Regions from separate parts of the Mus musculus genome. Here region 2 is linked to region 1. Evidence: chromatin loops called from intact Hi-C (ENCODE). Cell type or tissue: gastrocnemius. All regions are shown on one strand. Links, peaks and the distances in the headings refer to the core of each region. The heading gives the core; the rest is flanking DNA.

Evidence for each region. Hi-C counts contacts between places; a loop is a spot of excess contacts. Peaks named below come from ENCODE experiments on the same cell type or tissue, not always from the same donor. Only the 100,000 strongest peaks of a DNase experiment are listed, where the experiment ranks them.
Region 2: it touches region 1 in a loop (8-fold over the local background); 26 of 42 quality-filtered maps call a loop at or near these places.

The regions. Positions count from the first base shown.
Region 1 is chr6:126,550,629-126,553,539 of GRCm38, reverse strand. Gm33320 (a long non-coding RNA gene) reads left to right here. Exons shown (of 5, transcript XR_378037.2): 4 at 2,091-2,318. Among named protein-coding and RNA genes, the nearest start is that of Gm33320, 6.5 kb to the left of the region's middle. In gastrocnemius, for the core only: no CTCF peak of the experiment used is centred there; a DNase peak (open chromatin) is centred at 1,344.
Region 2 is chr6:126,498,714-126,501,624 of GRCm38, reverse strand. The region is part of intron 1 of Gm38899 (a long non-coding RNA gene); the gene reads left to right. Among named protein-coding and RNA genes, the nearest start is that of Gm38899, 15 kb to the left of the region's middle. In gastrocnemius, for the core only: a CTCF peak has its summit at 1,384 (motif pointing left); DNase peaks (open chromatin) are centred at 472 and 1,368.

The DNA.
Region 1 (2,911 bases), core at 221-2,720:
TGTTGAGGTTAGTCCTCCATTTTCAGTATGCCTCTGACCTGTGGCATATCTGCCATTCTCTTAGCACAAGCTTTGAAGGTTGGAGAGCATCTTCCATCCCCAGCCAGGCTTCCAGCTCCTTGTGGATAGGAAGGATGCAGGTGCAAACTTAAGTTCAGCTCAGCCCGTTAGCTCCCAGTGGAGCACTCCCATAGTGTCACAAAAAGCTCTGTGACTTTCTGACATGATCCTCACCTTTAGCCCAGTCCTTCAAGGTCGTGACACCTGACTTCTGGCTGACCATAGCTCCTTCTACTAGTCAATCAACTACAGTGAGCTGGGGCTGGGACTGAAGCTGAGAACATGTCCGGAAGCTGGGAGAAAAGTATGTTCCAGAAGCGAAATGGAAAAAGTTGATTATCCTGGAGTCTCAGACAGAGGACAGTGAACTGGCTCTCTTGGAGTTTTGCCAGCTTGGTTGTCGGCTCTGCAAGTTCCATGCCATGTGACATGGGACTTTTCTGAGAATGGGATGGGGCTCTCATTTTGTATGCATAAACTGAGTTACAGTATCTACCAATTAAAGGGAAGTTTTAGAAAGAAAATTCAACTAGGTGATGCTTGGGCCCTTGCCACTGGGGCTGGCACAGCTTAGTCATAGCTAGGGGACAGTCACATCATTATTGCTAGTGGCTCTCTTTCACCTGGAAGCAGAGTGGAAGTCTCTGGATTGGAAAATCCAATCTGAGGCCCGACAAGTCACTGGGTGGGAAAGGGGTGTACAGCCATGGGACCCAGCCAGAGTCTTAATGAGAGAAAAACAGCTACCCAGAAACAGCTCAACCCCAGGCTTTCAGCTTCTGCTCTGCAAATGACAACCAAGAATCTGCTTTGATTTTTCTCCATTTTCCCCTTCTCCTTCCTTTAGGATTTTTCAGGCTTGGGGATTGAACCCAGGGCATCTCACACGGACTTGGCCACTGAGTTACATCTTCAGTTCTTACTGTTTATGTTTGAAACAGAGTTACTAACTCTCTCAAGATGCTCTTAAACTCACTCAAACAGGCTTTAAATTTTTAGTCCTCCTGCCTCAGTCTCCACAGTAGCTGGGATGACAGGTGTGGCTAAGAATCTGAGTTTTCAACAAACTCAATCCTCCCACGGAGAAAGGTCCGGCTTAGCGTTTTTGGAAGTCCCTTTGTAATCACACCAGGACCTTCTCTCCTTCTTCTCCAAGCTAATGATCATTTGCCTGCAGATGGGTAGACATTGTGCGAGCAGAAAGTCCACAGAAACAGCGAAAGGCGGACCTCCCCTGGTTAGCCCTGTCCCCAGTAGGATGTAGCGTCACTGCACTTCTCCTTTATGCCCAGCAGAGGGCGAGCATGTGCTAGTGCTGTGACCGTTCAAATGGCACTGAGTTATTTACAAAGTGAAAATCCTTCACCTGCTCCTATATGGAGTTCTGTCAGCCAGGACTGGGTGGCATTCCAGGGATACAAGGCAGGCATCTTCCTCCAGCTGGATGTAGATGTTTGGTCTCAGTACCTGGCTCCTTAGGCTCCTCACTCTTCATCCATGCACTTGCATAGAGGTGGGTACCACCCACCAATTAGCAACTAGATTCTAGAGTAAATCGAAATGGAATACTGAATAGCAATGTGTGACAAAGATCATCAAACAGAAAAGCCATCTTTACATGTCACTTTCGGGGAGAGCCCAGCTGGGGAACCCAGAGGGTCTGCAGGACCATGTGGATAGATCACATCATAACTCACATGTGGTAGTGTGGAAAGAAGAGGCTCTTTCTTATGAACCTTTTACCCAGCTCGTTGCCTAGGTTGTGGGAGGAGACAGGATAGCATGTCTGAAGGATCCTAGACTCTGAAAACAGACTATTCAAACCCTAGGTTGGCCACACGTTAGTTGTGTGCCTTTGGGCAAGAATCTAAACTTCTGGAGCTTCAGTTTACCTATCTGTAAGATGGAGGCTATGGGAGCATAAATTGCCAACTATTGTGTATTGTTTAGATGATTTTAGATTCATATAATGTACTTGGCATACAGTAGGTGCTAAACAGATGCATGGTTGCTGTCGTTTTTCTTTTCAGCTTTTCCTTGAGTAAAACAAGTAAACCGGACCCTTTCCAAAGTGATATCTGAAGTTCCAGGAGACAAGCTTGGAGAAAGAAGGCCCCTAGAATGGACGCCCTCTCTCCTCCCTCTCCAGGTCTTCCTTCTGTAAGAACCTATATCAGCTCCACTTCCAGTGTATCTACTGCTACAGCATCATGTTCTTTCATTGGTGGGCTGGTGTCCCACGTGTTCTGGCTGGGAAGGTAAGTGTCGTCCCTCGGAGGTTCAGGGCCTGGTAAAGCAGGGTTTTTCTTTGCTGGACAAAATGACAGCTTAGGAGATGAGTGTCTCTGTGCCAGCATATCATGTCTCTGAGATGACCCTTCCCTGAGGTTATAAGGCTAGGCCTTTGTTGTTCCTGGGAGCATCCTGGTTATCTCTCCCAGAGGCTGGGAAAGTGGCTTTCCAGGAGCTCAGTCAACAGCCCAGAGAGTGAGAAAGAGTTATTATGCACTCACAGAGCATCCTGCTTCCCAATCCCTCCATCAGGACCTTAGATGGCTCATGCCAGATCTCAGATAGAACCTTAGTAGAGTTTCTATCCACAGCTTTGCAAGGGTATGCCCAGCTGTAAGGAGGCTGTTACCCACTTCTCTTTGGGTACATCTTTAGAACTTATACTGTGGAATGGCAGCCTGGTTCTGTATATAGGGGAAGCATTATTCTTCCTTGCTTGGGCAGGTGAGAAAGACCTGTTAGCTCCAGGAGCCTGAACTGACCCCCAGCGATGTTTTGGGTTATGCCTGTGTCCTGATACCTGACCAGGAACAAGCCTTTCTTATCCCAGGGTCTTCCT
Region 2 (2,911 bases), core at 139-2,638, 52 kb after region 1:
CACTGACACAAACCTCTTCCTTACACCCCTTGTCGAAAGCCCAGCCCTGCGTGGTGTGGTACCCAGCTCGCCTATGTTGTTGCCGACAGTCCCAAGCTCCCATTACCCTCTTGCGCACGCTACCCTCCCCTCCTTTCTGCACACAGTGCTGTTCTGGCACAGACTCGTCTCCCTTCCGGGAATCTACATCTCCTTTCATTTTCAAAGCTTCTCCTGGTGACTTCCCGGGCTGCTAATAGGTTTACCAACCGGGTATCAGAACATTAGAACACCAGGCATTCTTCAGTCAACTGCCGGTCTCCTCCTATCTTCTCTTAATGGCCAGCCCCGCCCCCACCACATCCACACCGACCTCACACCTGGAGCCTCTATAGGGCAGGAGGTGAGATGAAGCTTGAGTGAAATCTTAACCACGCCCCCTCTTTACAGTGAGACCAGGGCAAGATAACTGCAGGGAGTCTCAGTGTCGCCACTGAGCACCCACAGGAGCTGATTCACAGCAGCTTGTAACTTCAGCTCCAGGGGATCCAATGCCCTCTTCTGGCTTCTGTGGGTACTACACCCACATGCACACACCTTCACATAGATACACACACATACACTGTAGTCTATACAAAATTTCATGAAAATGAGTTATGTGAATTAAAAAATTACCCAAATGATCTCATAACATTTTAGGTAGTTCTGTGAGTTTAAATTGGGCTGCATAGATATCTCTCTTGGGCCATAGGCTGGGCATGGCCGAACAGTAGAGTTTTCTTTAACTGTAAAGATGAACAAGATGTTCAATAAAATGAATAGAACTGTAGATTATCATGTTGAGTGAAAAGAGACTGGGGAGACAAGTGTTTCTTGCTTTACTTCTTTTTCGGAAGCTGGGAAGGGTGAAGAAGATACGAAACTGGAGACTGCCAGTGATACAGAAAAGAAAATGAAGAGGGCGAGGGGGTGTATAATCTGTAATAACAGAGGGGGTAATTGTGGCCAAGTACTTCTCAAACATGCATGGACCCTTCTGCACAGTTAATACGCATTGATAAAGAACTTGAACTATGTTGGAGCTTGGCTGCAAGGACAGCATTCTGGAGAGACTGGCCGCCCTATTTCCTGTCCCAAACAGGCTTTGGGCTGGGAGCCTGCTAAGAAGAGGCTGTGGCATCCGAAGCCTCACAACTTAGAGCTCTCTCTGGCAAGCGAGTATCAAAGCTGTACTGTTTTTTATGTCTTGGGTCCATTCATGACGAGGTATGTGGTGTTCAGGCCCTATGTCCGAGGCCTGTCAGGGTAGACCTGTGTGTCCCACACAGAAGCCATAGAAAGGCCCACTGGGCTGACAGGCGGGCTGAATCCCAAACACGTTCCTCGGGTGCCACCTGCTGGGAGAATGCGGTTCTGCAGCCATTTCTCCCACCAAGCTGTCTTTCAGGAAGAAGAAAGTTTATCATGTATTGTTTTGGATTAAAACATTTTTGAGACAGATTTTCTCTTCTCTGTCTATCTCTGGCAGTTTGGAACTTGCTGTGTAGATGATGTTGACCCCAGAGTTCCTCTTGCTTTGTCACTAAGAGCTGGGCTTAGCAGCCTGTGACACAATGTGGCAGTGGGCTCAGCATAGGAGTCTAAGCATCTGATAGCTGGTGGGTCAGAGTTAAAAACGGACAAATATGCTGTGGTGGGCGAACTCAGGATATCCAGGTCATAGAAAACTGATACAGAGGAGATATGTTCAGTGTTGATCATTCGCTTACCCTTTCCAACGCCTGGTCGCTGCTGTGCCTTGTGTGTGGTCGCTGCTCCGCCCCGTGCGTGGTTGCTGCTCTGACCCGTGAGTGATCACTGCTCTGTGCATGGTCACTGCTGTGCTCTGTGTGTGCCAAGCCTGAACTTACTCATTTTTAATCACAAGTTCATGGTGCCACAGAGCTGCCCTTAGGATCCTGTTACCCACAGCAATGGCCCAAAACTGAGACAATGACCAAAAGTTCACAATTACCCTTTCTTTATATTTATTTTCAAAGTATGTTGCTAACTGAGCGAGTTGAACAGTGCCTCAGCCTTACTTTCCCAGTTGGTTAGAAGGTAAGGCATTGTCTCAAGGTGCCACCACTGAGAGGTGGTGGAGTCTTCAAGAGATAGGGCTTTATGGAAGCTCTTACAGTCGGCGGCATGCCCTGGAAGTATATAGTACTACTCCAGGCCAATCGCTATTTTATCTTCACTTCCTGGCCATGCCGTAGGGGTTTTGCTCCACCACATCTGCAAATCAGCCAGACCAAAGATTTTAAAAGAGGGAGCCCAAGCAACCCTTCTCTCTTTGTAAGTTGATTCTGTCGGGTAGTTTGTTAAAGTGGTGGAAAGCTGACTAACATGGTAGGGAGACGGAATATCTCTGGCAGGCCCTAAAGACTCCTTCCCTCAGCATGTGGACCCAAGAGCTGTTTCGAGGGCTAGAGCTGACAGCCAGGACTAGAATACAGACTCCTTTCTGCCTTCTATCTGAGCTTTTCTATGTCACAGTGGCTTTTCTCTGGCTTCCTTTGTCTCCAGCCTCCCTTCCTTTATACGGTTCAGCTCTTTCCATCTCTTACTGCGGTTACAGAAATGACAGTGACAGCAGTCTCCAGGTCTGCAGAGCCTCCCTTTCTGTTAAAAAAATAAAAAGCCAGGCTGAAGACAAAGATCTAGCCTCAGAGATGCTGTGATTTTAAACCCAAACCAAACTGTCCCTAGTTCGGCTAGGATAACTACTCCCTCTTGTCCCAGAGTCTTGACAACATTGACAGATCAGTTGGCCCCCTCCCTAGCTCCTGCCCTTCTCTACTGCCTGAGGTCTTCTTATGTGCCTAGGCTGAATTCCAGACACAGAGGAACACCAGTCTCCATTCACGCATCCTGTGTTGCCACCCCCTGC